Regions from separate parts of the Homo sapiens genome. Here all the other regions are linked to region 2. Evidence: chromatin contacts called from ENCODE Hi-C or POLR2A ChIA-PET data. All regions are on one chromosome and are shown on one strand. Each heading gives the region's core, a stretch centred on a gene start or an enhancer-like site at or near the end of the contact. The rest is flanking DNA. Distances are from core to core; before and after follow the strand shown.

What was found. A loop is a pair of places that touch in the nucleus more often than their neighbours do. ChIA-PET counts read pairs that join two places held with the same protein, here RNA polymerase II (POLR2A). Pooled maps may share reads with other maps.
Region 1: a map of naive thymus-derived CD4-positive, alpha-beta T cell shows a loop between it and region 2 (10-fold over the local background). The contact joins the enhancer-like site here to the promoter of LINC02611 in region 2. A Hi-C loop is called at or near these places in 2 of 168 maps with a recorded cell type or tissue (CD4-positive, alpha-beta memory T cell and naive thymus-derived CD4-positive, alpha-beta T cell), 2 of 37 single-sample maps with no recorded cell type and 9 of 50 pooled maps. POLR2A ChIA-PET finds 5 or more read pairs at or near these places in 2 of 52 experiments (PC-9 and activated naive CD4-positive, alpha-beta T cell).
Region 3: a loop to region 2 is called in a pooled map, with 5 times the contacts of the local background. The contact joins the promoter of C2orf15 here to the promoter of LINC02611 in region 2. A Hi-C loop is called at or near these places in 1 of 168 maps with a recorded cell type or tissue (naive thymus-derived CD4-positive, alpha-beta T cell) and 11 of 50 pooled maps. POLR2A ChIA-PET finds 5 or more read pairs at or near these places in 4 of 52 experiments (CD4-positive, alpha-beta T cell, CD4-positive, alpha-beta memory T cell, T-cell and 1 more).

What each region holds. Positions count from the first base shown.
Region 1 is chr2:99,064,429-99,069,101 of GRCh38, reverse strand. TSGA10 (testis specific 10) reads left to right here. Exons shown (of 21, transcript NM_025244.4): 15 at 104-214; 16 at 3,978-4,163. Among named protein-coding and RNA genes, the nearest start is that of C2orf15, 75 kb to the left of the region's middle. Within about 2 kb of position 2,906, at least 9 of the 41 ENCODE cell types and tissues checked have a DNase peak (open chromatin) inside an H3K27ac peak, as active enhancers do.
Region 2 is chr2:98,769,610-98,773,701 of GRCh38, reverse strand. LINC02611 (long intergenic non-protein coding RNA 2611) reads left to right here and starts at 1,804. Exons shown (of 4, transcript NR_126337.1): 1 at 1,804-2,083. RefSeq lists enhancers at 1-325, 2,462-2,962, 2,963-3,463.
Region 3 is chr2:99,139,278-99,143,578 of GRCh38, reverse strand. It overlaps C2orf15 (chromosome 2 open reading frame 15), which reads right to left and starts at 1,872. Exons shown (of 4, transcript NM_144706.4): 1 at 1,642-1,872; 2 at 1,178-1,294. All of the region lies in intron 1 of TSGA10 (testis specific 10), which reads left to right. RefSeq lists an enhancer at 1,135-1,941 and silencers at 2,163-2,472, 2,543-2,612.

The DNA of each region.
Region 1 (4,673 bases), core at 1,657-4,156, 290 kb before region 2:
TAATTTTATTTGTTCCAAGTGTTTAAAAATTTGTTTATGGTATTTTTGAGATATAGAAATTTTTTATTTTTCATAGTCAAATATACCTATCTTTTTTTCGTAGGCACTGTCCAAAAAATTGAATGACACTCATAATGAACTTAATGACATAAAACAGAAGGTTCAAGATACTAATTTGGAGGTTAACAAGCTGAAGAATATATTAAAGTCTGAAGTATGTATTTTTTTTTTCTTTTTGCTCATGATACTTAGTTTTCACTAGAGTTAATTTAGAAGTTGGTATACTCAGAACGACAGGTGAATCAAAGCTTTCTTTAATACATAGTATATTTTAGTTTTGACAATGGTGGGTTAACTACATATTTAGAATGTTCAGAAAGATGCCTGGAGAATATGCCCCTTTTGTTTTGCAACTCTGCCACTCTAGACAAGCAGAATCTTCCTAACTGGATGATGGACAAAGGGCTAAAATCAATTTGACCTCGCTTATAATTAATTGAAAGTGGTGGGGTTTCCAGTTATAAACCTCTGACAAAAGAGGTTCCACCTGATTATGTAGCAGATCAGAATTGGTTACCCTGTTATGGGACCATCTATTTTTTTTAGGACCACAAGGCAGATGGTTCTCCTCACACTTCTCTGTTAGCAATCATTTGACCAGGCACATGTACATGACATCAGATGACTCCAATAAGTGTGGTGCATGTGTGGCAACTCAGGAATAAACAGGCAGCTTTACTGAGGATTTTAGATATGTCTATTAGGTAAAATATTATCTAAAATTGAGGGAGGATGTTCCCATTAATGGTTTGAGTGGTATGTAGGTAACACTATACCTATTATAATAATCAATCCACCTATACTATTTTATCATTTCATGTCAGTCCACAAACATATCTTGAACATTTATTTATGGTATGCATAGTACTGTTAAGGGCTTTGAGACAGAAGAGATTCTAAGGATTTCTAAATTGCAATCCTTGCTTTCAGGCAGCAAGCAGCCTGTGTAGGAAAAGCACGTGGTTTCCTACACTTCCTGATTTTAAGGTTCCAGCAATGTAATACCATAAATGAACAAAAGGCTTTTTATTTATGCAGGCTACTCAGCCTCTCTGATTCTTCCCATCTGTAATCGGGAAGAACACCCAAGTAAGTGAGATAATTTAAAACACCTAGCACAGTGAGCCATCTGAATCTATTCTAGAATAGGTCAGAAATAAATAAATGAATATCCAGAGCAACACTTTTTTTTTTTTTTGAGACAGGCTCACTGTATTGCCAGGCTGGAGTGCAGTGGTGCAATCGTGGCTCACTGCAACCTTTGCCTCCCATGTTCAAGCGATTCTCCTGCCTCCTGAGTAGGTGGGGTTACAGGTGCATGCAACCATGCCCGGCTAATTTTTGTATTTTTAGTAGAGACGGGGTTTCGCCATGTTAGCCAGTCTGGTCTCGAACTTCTGACCTGAAGTGATCCACCTGTCTCGGCCTCCCAAAGTGCTGGGATTACAGGCATGAGCCACTGCACTCACCCCAGAGCAACATTTAACATAGTAAGCTTTCAGCCAGTGTTAAACACTTCCCTTTATCTCCCTTGTCTGTTAGTAACATTACCTGAAATTCCACCATTAGGGATTATAACTTTTAGATTCTAGAATTATATTTTCAGACATCACACATCAAGCTTCTTAGGCTCAAGTGATCCTCCCACCTCGGCCTTCCGAAGTGCTGGGGATTTTAGCATCCTAGTATGAATTTGTTTATGAGATTGCATAACACTGGATGGATGCAGGCCCGGAGAGAATGAACCACGGATCCATTTTGATAGGGATAGACCATCAAGAAGTGTGGAGTACTTCATTCATTCACTCATTCATGCAGCGTGCTAGGTGCTGGAGTGCCAGAGATGAAAAATGGAGAGGAAACAGAATGACTGCCAGGCAGTGGGAACAACATGAGCAAAGGTGTAGGGGAAAAAGTAGGTCCTGTAGGTAGAGTAGTGTGTACAAGTGGATGATAAAGGAGAGGTAAGAAAGACCTTCTTTGAACCCTATTTTCAGAAGCTTTTGTTAGAACTAAAACATATAAGTTATTTAAGGATTGCCTTTTAGGAAGTTTATTTTGGAAACGTCAAGAATAAACCAGAAGGGTAACAAAATCAGAAGTGGAGAGAGCAGTTAGAAGAGGTTGTAACCATAATTTAGGCAAGAAATGCAAAGGATTCCAGCTGAGGCCTACGGAGTGTTGCAGTGAGACTTGTGGGTGGCCAGAGGGAGCTGTGGATACAGGGGAGGCACCATATAGAAGTAAAGAGATCCTGAAAGCAGGAAATAGAGAATACCAAAGAACAGTTTCATTTTCTTTATAGTGTTGCCTCTCATGCTCAACACTGCTCTGGCCTCTATGGGAGGATATGAAAAAGGGTAAAATATGCTTTCTGCTTGCCAAGAAGGAGGGAGCACTGGGTGGTTGGAGGACAGGAGAGACATTCTACGGAATCCCTTTTCACTTTGAATAATGTACTACCTGGTCACAGAACTAAATTTAATATAAAAATGGTTCCTGCTTTAGAGAAATACAAGGTGTTATCAGGGAGGCTTTACATCCACACCTAGCAACACAAAGCTGTAAGGCAGTTTTAAGTGAATGACATAGACAGTAAGTACTGCACAAAGTTAAAGAGGGTAAAGATCAATGTGAATACAATTCGTTTAAGTATATTGTACAAGCACCCTCCAAGTACATACTCTGTACACAACTATGATTGTTAGTACAATCATGGAAAACACATATCAGGTTCCTGCTGACACAGTTGGAGTATCTGAATCTTGAAAGCCAATAAGGTAGTTTAGTATATTGTTGACTAACACAGACTTGGCAAAGATCTTTCACATTAGAGGCCACAAGGTGGCAATATTAGCTGAATTTCCACCAGTAAACATAATCAGGAAATGGCTTATCTGATTTGAAAGGAGTATTAGACATTATTTATTGCAATTTGGTCATTTTATTTAGCCCAGGATTTCTGATAGGGACGTGCACTATTTATTAACAGGAGAGAAAGAGATCTAGTGCCTTTTAAAAAATTACCAAAATTACAACTAATTTTTTAGAATGAATTCACCAAACCATAATAAAATATTTTTTTAAATAGCCTAATAATGATTACTCGGTCTATTATATTGTTTGTGGAGCTGAATTTTTTTCCCTCCTTATTTCCCTACTAGAAATCAGACCCTACTTCAGTTACTCTGCTCATGATAGAATTTTGAAAGTTCAAAAAATCTGGTTCTTATTGTATGCTCAATTTATACATGAATGCATATTTACAACTAGTGTTTATTGGCATAGGTTTGATAGTTTACTTCTGAGCAATTTCAGGAAAGTTACTAGACTGGCAGGGAAAGTTACTAGACTAGCAGGTAAAAGATAATCATAGAACAGTTCATGATCAAGATAATTAAGGCTGGGGCTATGAATAAAAGGCAGACACCAGACAGGAAATTATCAGAAGCTGACATTTAAAATATGCAAGTACTCAGAAGCTCTGTAGCCAGCACAGCCCGGTAAATTGGTCAAGAACAAGGGAATACACCAGTACGAAAGGTCAGAGGCTCAGAATCCAGACCAGCAAGTAGTCAGTAAGCAGACATATGGGAAAAGCAGGCTGTGGAGGACTTCAAACAAAAGGAAATATAAGAACAAATTCATTCAGGTCTTGAAGAAAAGAGTAATTTACCTAAATTTACTATTTACTAGTGTTCACTGAGTGTTACTCAGGAGCCAGGGCAGATGCTGATTGCAGTCTTTGTTAATTACAGGATGACCTGTTTTCTAAACTAAGAGTATAGATATATTTCCTCAGGGTTCTATTATAAACGCTTCTCATGGCAAGTGAATTCCCAATGACTTGGATAATAATGTTTAATTTTTATCATATGTTCAGCATTTTAAAGTAATAGCTAAAGTTTGCTTTTCAGGAATCTGAGAACCGGCAAATGATGGAACAACTTCGAAAAGCCAATGAAGATGCTGAAAACTGGGAAAATAAAGCCCGTCAATCAGAGGCAGATAACAATACCCTCAAACTGGAACTTATCACTGCTGAGGCAGAGGGTAACAGATTAAAAGAAAAAGTAGATTCCCTCAACAGAGAGGTTGAGCAAGTAAGTTTGGAAAAATATGCTTATAATACATCCTGCATCATATTTAAAAGAGTTTTGTTTGGCCTTCCATAAATTAAATGTATGAACAAACACGTAAATTATTTAAATGTACTGTGAATTGTAGCATGCTAACCATTCTCCTTATACTTTGATTCTTCTACAATCTCTTATCTACCCTACATCCAGAACAATCATTAGCATTTGTTAAAATTAGAAACTATTTCAAACATACCATAAAAGTGCAAAAGTAACAAAACAGATAAACATATCCCCAGCTCCCACATGTAAGGATACTAACATTTTGCCATGTTTGCTTCAAATGTCTCCTTGTTTAAAGAAATAAAACATTACAGATAAAACTTCTCTCATCCTTTTCCCTCCTACCTCCCTAGTTGCTGGTGTGCATAACTTTCCTGTCAGTGTGTCTAACTCCTTTGCATATGTTTATACTTTTTCTACAATCTTACACCCACAAATAATGTATAATGTTATTTGGTATGTTTTGGTTTT
Region 2 (4,092 bases), core at 555-3,054:
CCATTGGTCAGACGTCTGGGAGGCCTAGGCCTTGCAACTGGCCTCTGAAGTGGGGGCAGCCTTGCAGGACAGAGCTCTTAACCTGTAGGACCTGAGGCTGATGGATGGTGTCAAAACTGAATTGAATCGTAGGACAACCAGTTGGTGTCGGGAGAGCTGGAGAACTGGTTAGTGTGAGGTAAAAACCCACACACTTGGTGTCAGAAGTTAGAACAGAAATGATTCAAAGTCCCTGTGTCAGTGAATGCTTTGTCTCCGCCTGGATGCCTGTGCCAGGCACCTGGGAATCACCACACACCCTCCACATTCGGTGCGTGCCCTTGTCTGTGGGTTCCGCTCCACAAGCCACCACAAATGTATCCAGGTCTGTGCACCTCTGCTCTCACCAGCCTGGCCCCAGCCTGGCCCCAGCCCAGCCTCCCTGAGCCACTGCAGCAGTCTCCCAGAGGCTCAAAAGTGGTGCTTAAGACTTGCATTTGAGAAAGATGGGTTTTGGATAAATGTGGAGGATGGACTGGGGGCCAGTGAGAAGGGGACAAGGGATAGTTTCAGCAACCCGTTCCTTCATGTGTTCACTGAAGTCATGATGCACCGTGAGGGCCTGCTGTGGGCCAAAGCCTGGGAGGGGACTGGGGATAGAGAATGGAGTGTCACCCACAGAGAGAAGAGGTTCATTGGGCGGGGAGACGGCTGAAGTTGCCAAGAGAGAGCTCAAAGGGAGGCAGGGCTGAGGCCAGAAACCCTAAGGGATGGATCAAGGAGAGGAATTGAGGAAGGACAGAGAGCAGGAGCATATGGACAGAGGAGAGGCAGAAGCCGGGCTCTGCAGGGCTGTGGAAGCTGGAGGAGTAGGTTGTCCCAGAGTCCCGTACCCCTGGGGATCCAGGAAGGTAAGAGGGAAGTCAGCAACAAGGAGGTGGGAGAGGTTCCTCGGCATGTGGGGCGGAAGCCAGACTGTGGTGATTGAGAAATGTGTAGGGGTGGAAAAGTGGCTGCAAGGCACGACCACAGGCGGGAGAGCCGACTGTGAAATCTGCAGGAATTTTCTGAGCCAGGCGCCAAACACAGCCAGTGTTAAAAATTAAATGATGAAAACTTACAGTTAAATAGGTTACATAGAGACAAAGCAATAAATACTGAAAACTCATCTCTTCCTAGTTTGTTACCTTCTACCAATAGCTATTCCCCTGAGATAATGTCCATCCATTGTGTCCCTGTGGTGAGAATGCTATATGTGAGTGATTACTCACGTCTATGCATCTCTTCCAACTCTGCGTGTCGTGTTATCTCACTGGTGGCTTGAAATTGGCTGTGATGGGAGTATTTACACCACAGAAACCAGCAAATTCCTCAAATCAGACCTTTTTATTCCCAGAGAGTCAGTTGTGAAACGTTTACCAGCACCACTGGAGGAGTGAGATCAGAGCACTTTCAGTAAGAGAGCAGTGGCACGTTAGCAAATGGAAGGGAGAAAAAGACAGCAGCAAACGTGGACAGGTTTGCGGGCTTTGTGGCAGGGAAGTGAGCGCGTTGCCTCTGATGACTTTCATTTCTCTCAGTTACACTGAGGTGAGGCCAACTGCTCTGTGTGTGGAAGCCAGAGAAGAAAGCAGCACAGAACAGATGCAAACCAAGGAGGCTGGAAGATAAGAGCAGAGCCATCAGGACACGAGCCCCTCGCGGGTATGAAACAGGAGTCGTGGGAGCAAATTAGTAGGTGCACTGCATGGAGGGACGGAAGGGGCAGGGAGGAGCATCTGAATGTAAGATTTCAGAGAAGCTCATTTTGTCAGCATTTCAGAGCTTCCTGTGTGCAGCATGGATCTAAAGCTGGTGGATGCAGGGGGGTGAACAAGACAACATCTTCACTTCCTGCATGCTGATGGCAGAAGTGAGACATCAGCGAAGAAACATCACGATCACCAAATTACGATGAACACCATGGAGGAAACAAAGGACACTGTGACACCAAGGAAGGAAGGGAGGTTACTTTTCATAGTGGCTGTAAATAGAACTGAAGGCTGAAAAACAGCTGTTAAAATGGCTTGTTTGTTTGAAGATGAATGAGAGTACACAATAAAAGGTAATTCTCCCTCCCATCCCCAATGCCAGCTTCCCTGTTTCTCTCCCCAGAAGCAGCCATGGTTCATCACATCCATTTCCAGAGGTATCCTAGGAGCAAGCTGTATGAGGAACCGGGGAAAGAGGAGCATGTGCAAAGGCCCTGGGGTGGAAAGGGCCTGCTGTGCTCTGAGCTGCAGCAGAGCTTCTCAAGCCTTAATTTGCATTTGAATCACCCAGGGATCTTGCTGAAATCCTGATTCCTGATTCAGTAGGTCTGGAGAGGGCTTGAGATTTCTAACAAGCTCCAGGTAATGCTGAGGTGCCTGATCCAGATCTCACTTAGAGTATTAAATAAAGTCCTAGGGGATCGTTAGAGATCAATCCAGCCAGAAATGTCATAGGAGAGGGAAGAACAGGTCAAGACAGGGCTGCACAGACAGGTGGGGCGGCTCAGTCGGGGTCTCTGTGCAGTAAGAAGCGTGGGTGTTATTCTAAGTGCGACAGGAACTCACTGAAAAGCTTTGTGCAGACTGGGGTTGGGAGTGGCGTTACATGATCTACTTATTCTTTCTAAATCACTCTATCTGCTGGTTGGGCAGGCAAAGTGACAGTGGGAGATCCACTGGGAGGCTACTGCACAAATCTCAGCCAGAGGTGACAGTGACAGGACCCATGTGATGACCGGGAAGATGGACGGAAGTGGGCAGACCCCAGGGGTATTTTTTTTTTTTTTTTTTTGAGACGGAGTCTTGCTCTGTCACCCAGGCTGGAGTGCGGTGGCGCGATCCTGGCTCACTGCAAGCTCCGCCTCCCAGGTTCACATCATTCTCCTGCCTCAGCCTCCTGAGTAGCTGGGACTACAGGCGCCCACCACCACGCCCGGCTAATTTCGTGTGTGTGTGTGTGTGTGTGTGTGTGTGTGTGTGTGTGTGTGTGTTTGGTAGAGATGGGGTTTCACCGTGTTAGCCAGGATGGTCTCGATCTCCTGACCTCATGATCCGCCCACCTCGGCCTCCCAGAGTGCTGGGATGACAGGCGTGAGCCACCGCGCCCGGCCCCTAGGGGTATTTTTAAGGTGGAACCGAAAGAACTCATGGATGGGTTGGATATGGGGAGTGAGGGAAAAGGAAGCATCAAGGACGCCTCTTGGGGTTGTGTCTTGAGCAAGCGAGCAGCCTGGGCCAGCATTTACTGAGGCGGAGGGAGGAGCAGGGAGATTGAGAAGCCTGCACGTCACCAAGCAGAGATGTCAAGAAGACCTCGGGGCGGGGGTGGGGGGGGGGGGCGGGGGGCAGGGGCGTGGGCATGTGTGAGGCTGGGGCTCCGAGGAAGGTCTTGGCGTGGAATATAAGTTGGGAGTTGTCAGTAGAGGCATTTTCCAAGGCTATGAGAATGTGCTGTAGAGAAGAGCAGGAGCTCTAGGATGAACCCTGATGGGCATGATCCCTAGGGATTGGGTAGAAGAACAAGCGACCAGAGGGGCGCGGAGGGAGGCTGCAGGCGGCTTTGCCAGCAGGATTTGAAATGAGGAGATTTTATCAGGGCTAACTCAAAGGGTTTGCATTTCACCTTTTGCCCCCTCTTGCATAAATGGCGTCATTTGAAAAGAGAAGAGACGGGAAGGAGGGGGAGTCAGGAACGCGGGCGAAGCGCATCTGCCTGGTTCTGGTGAGACCAGCCCGGCAACTGTCAAGTCATCCCTGCTTAATAACACCTGCTGGAAGGACAAAGGAAAGAGCTGCTGGCACCGAGTCACATGTCCACACAAACCACAGAGCGGGCCGTAGATGCCAAGCCCTTCCCCTTCCCACCCTGTACCTGTTCTTCATGTTAATCTATTACTCTAATAATTTATTCATTGTGTAGCAAATGATCATTTTCCTATCATTTGTTTATTACTATTTTTACTTTCATTATCACGTTAGATTTTCACACATGGGAGCATATGGGGGACATATTTGTTTATTAGTTTATAACCTAAAATGAATATTTTATACAGGAACATTTTAAACAGAGGCAGAAAAACCC
Region 3 (4,301 bases), core at 623-3,122, 370 kb before region 2:
GAACTGCTTCAACCTGAAAGGTGGAGGGTGCAGTGAGCTGAGATCATGCCAACGCACTCCAGCCTGGGTACAGGGCAACAGAGTGAGACTCTGTCTTAAAAAAAAGGAAAAAAAAAAAAAGTCTGGGCGCAGTGGCTCACACCTGTAATCCCAGCACTTTGGGAGGCTGAGGCGGGTGGATCATGAGGTCAGGAGATCAAGACCATCCTGGCTAACACAGTGAAACCCTGTCTCTACTAAAAATACAAAAAACAAAAAACAAACAAAAAAAAAGCTGGGCGTAGTAGTGGGCGCCTGTAGTCCTAGCTACTTGGGAGGCTGAGGCAGGAGAATGGCATGAACCCGGGAGGCGGAGGTTGCAGTGAGCCGAGATCGTGCCACTGCACTCCAGCCTGGGCGACAGAGTGAGACTCTGTCTCAAAAAAAAAAAAAAAAAAAAAAAAAAGGTTTAGTTGGGGCAGGGTGGGACACTCACTACCCCTTGGGTTTCCACAGAGGGAAGGAAATTTTTACTTTCTCAGGTTAGGGGAGAAAGTCAACAGTTCTTGATAGGAAAAAAAAGGAAAATCTTTTCACCCTCTTTTGGCCTTAAAATGATCATTTCCTTATATTCTTTCCAAATAATCTTCAGTACCGTCTAGGTGGCATACATAAGTGCTTAAACTTTTCTTATTCTTTCTATAAGGGAAGTACTTTCCTACTTCCTATATTAATAATCTCCCCACCCCCGAAGTCTTCAACTCCAGCTGATAGTTTTAAACTTAGAACATTCTTTCCTATTTGTTTTTAATAATGCTAGATAATGTATTCAAAATAATCTTAGTATCTGAAGAGGAAATGAGATTATACATTATTCCCTCTAACATAACTTCTCAGTTTGTTATTTTGTGCATTTAAAAAATTACATTTCCGAGGATATGTGCTCCTTGTGTCCTCTAACCTCTTAATCTAAAATAACAGGGACACTTAATTTTTTTTGGTATCTAATTATACTTACAAAGTATATGATATCTGAAAATAAATGCGACAAAATATGAGACCATGTAATAACACGATGAAAAGACATTGGAAAAACATGGCATTTATATTAAATGTATTTTTATGACTAAATTTGTTCTACACAAAAGTTGTTTATCCCTGCCAATGATATCTTGTGGGGGGAAAAATGAGTACTCACCTGGCGAAAACAGGAATTGTTAGTCTCCTCAAACGAGAGCTTACTCTTGAAATACACAGCGTTCTACCATATCAAGGTCATCAGAGAATTGCTGTAAAAACCTAGTGTCTATGTCATCTGCAGGAAAAGGAGATAAAGTCACCATTATCATCCAGAAGCTCTTGAGTTATTTAAGAAGGGACATGGTAGGTATTAAGAAAAATTAAGAAGACTTTTTTCCCCCCCATTCTGGGCTCCAAAAAATTGGTAGAAGAATGCAGCGCTCATTCTTTTTCACTAAAAAGCTCATTTGTCACTTTAAGGTGAGGGGATTTGGAAAAGGACTGGCATGTGGAGAAGGAATATCGGTCAGGAATCTGGACTTTGTTGCTAGATCTGCCACTTCCTGATTCAGCCCTGATCGTGCAGAGCTGACCAAGGCCGTGGTCCCCAGGCTCCCCTGACTCCAGGCTGCCCACGCTCACCGGGACAGGCCGGCTCGCTCCCTGCAGGCTGCAGCGGGAGGGCTGGACCTGGAAGCCTCTCTTAAAACGGGCCCTGGCTGCAGCAGGAGCTGCGCCCGAAAGCAGCTCTGAGAGTAACCGGTTCACCGAACATGGGTCCAGAATGATGCCCAAGCCCTGGGAAAAGTGGCACAAAGCCACCGCCGCGAAGCAGCAGGTGTTTCAAGCTGAGGGAAGGCGGGGCTGCGAGAGACAGCCTTGCGCATGCGCGTTCCATCCAGGTGCGGCAGCCTCAGGCAGAGATTAAGAAATGAGTCGTGGAAAAGGGGGCTAGCGGCTGGTTACTAGGAGACGGGACGCTCGGCTCGGGCGTCTAGGCGCTGCGTGGGCGTGCGCCTGCGCGGCGCGGATGGGCCAGGAAGGGGTCCCTCCTAGGTGCCCTGTAAGGCAGGCAGGTAGACGTACGCGTCGCTCCGTGCGTAGGAGCGCGCGCACGGCTTGTAGACCCCGCGAGAAGGAAGGTCGAGCCAGGTACGCGTGCGCACCGGGCCTGGGGGCGAGCGGGACGGAAGCAAAGCTGGGGCGCCGGGGAGGTGGAAGACGAGCCCCACTCCGGTACAGAGCGTGAGGGCGGGGCCACGGCGGCACTGGCTGGCGCTAACCGCCCCCTCCTCCTTCCCGCGGGCTCCGTCCTTCCTCCGATCCGCCGGGGCGGGGCCAGGACGATTTGGGGGTGGGAAGGGAGGAGAAAGGGGCGGAGGATGGAGAGTGGGCGGTTCTTGTATCCCCCGCTGAGGCCGAGAGCTGACAGTCGCGGGGATGAGCTCTGGGCAGGACGGCGGGCCGAGGAGCCCGGGGAGGGACCCGGAGCTCCAGGTAGAAGCTGCGGAGGTGCGCGGGGTGGGGAGAGTGCTGCTACTGGACTGGAAGGTCTCTGAGAAGGCGGCTGCAAGCGGGCAGGAGTGGCGGGTGCGGGGCCGTGGCGGGCGGAGTTGGGCGCTAGCAGCGGGAGCGGCTGTGAGGGGCAGCGGCGGGCACAGCTGCCGGCCGGAAGCTCGGCAGCACGAGTTGCCCCTGTTTCTTGGGAGGTTAGGTTTGAGCCCAGTTCCTATGGTCACTGCTTCGCGTCCTCCCGCAGCTCTCCGCTTGGTTGTTGGGGAGACTGTTCAGTTTAGAAACGCTCTGGAAGCTCTGGTGGAGCCGAGGAATTTGGAAGTCACAGATTTGGGAGTTCAGCCTGACTCCCGATCGCTCATTTCTGAGCCTCTTTCTAGACTTGGGGTGGTGAAAGGCTGAGATTACATAGGCATTTGCATGAAAATCTCAGATAATTTTAGTAAAAATTATACACAGTAAAGGCAGGGAAAGCTGGCTTTTGTTGAAAAACTATTTGAGACTTAAATTGGATAACTAGGTGATCATGGACTTGATACCTAAAAACTCACAGAAATATGGTTTTTTTTCACTTTTTTTTTTTCGCAGCTTCGGGAAAGTTTGCATAGATTATAGTGTCCCAACGTTTTCCTTCTTCCATTCCAGGACCTTATATCCTAGGAGATTTCCTTGTTTAAAATTTTCTGTACTGGTGTTCAGCATTTCAAGTATACTTTGTTTACGTGTAAGGACATAAGTAGAATAACAATAGGTTTGTAAGTAGAAAAAAACAGGTTAGTTATAGAAGTAGGATGTCGCATTCGAATCTGCTTCCAGGATAAGACAGATTCTTGTTTGTATTTTAATTGATTAATGAGCCAAACTCTTCAGTCTTAATTAGTGGGAAATAACTAGGACGGTACATTAATTAAATATTAATTTTAAATCCTAAACTTTGGCATTATTTAATGGCAGCTTCCACAATATCTCGCGTACTGTTTACCTTCTGAAGAAAAATCACTGCCTGTAGCCCAGAATATAATCAGGTGTAGAGATTCTCTGGGAGATCTTTTCTGTCTTCTTTTTGAGTTGCTTAGACTAGTTTGTTTAGGACGATTTGGTTTTGAAGTCCTCCATACACAGAGGCAGTTAGAGGTATTACTATTTATCACCTTTTCAGATTACATATTTCTTTCCCTCCCCAGAGATAGCCACTCTCCTGACTTCTAAGATAGCCACTTCCTTGATTTTCCTTAATGTTTCACATCATTGTATGTGAACATGCACATTACAGTTTGGCTTGTTTTTGAACTTCGAATGGAATTGTACTAAGTATTCATTTACATCTTGCTTCTTTACTCAACATTTTTTTTAAGATTAATCTTTATTGTTGCTCGCAGTATTTAGTTTGCTGATTGTTTCCCAAAATATTTATCCACTTATTTTTATTATATAAAATACTCTCTCAGAATTATTCATAAATCTTGTATGGTTTTCCACATCCTTCTGTTAGTGAGGCAGTTCCTTTCTACTTCAATGTCTATAAGTCTACACTTTTGGAGACAATATTTTTAAAAAGAAAAACCCACCTCAACTGTAGTAAGCTTTTGTGGAACCAGATTTCAGAATTCCATTGAAGTACTCCAGTATTTTCCATTCTATCAAAAAATCAATAATTTGTTGAATACATATTATGTGCTTCATATTTTGCTCAACACCGATGATACTTTTTATTATATAATCTTAGCTCCTGTTTCACTGAAAAATTAAAATTCAACCAGACAGAAACTTCCTCAGATTTCCATGAC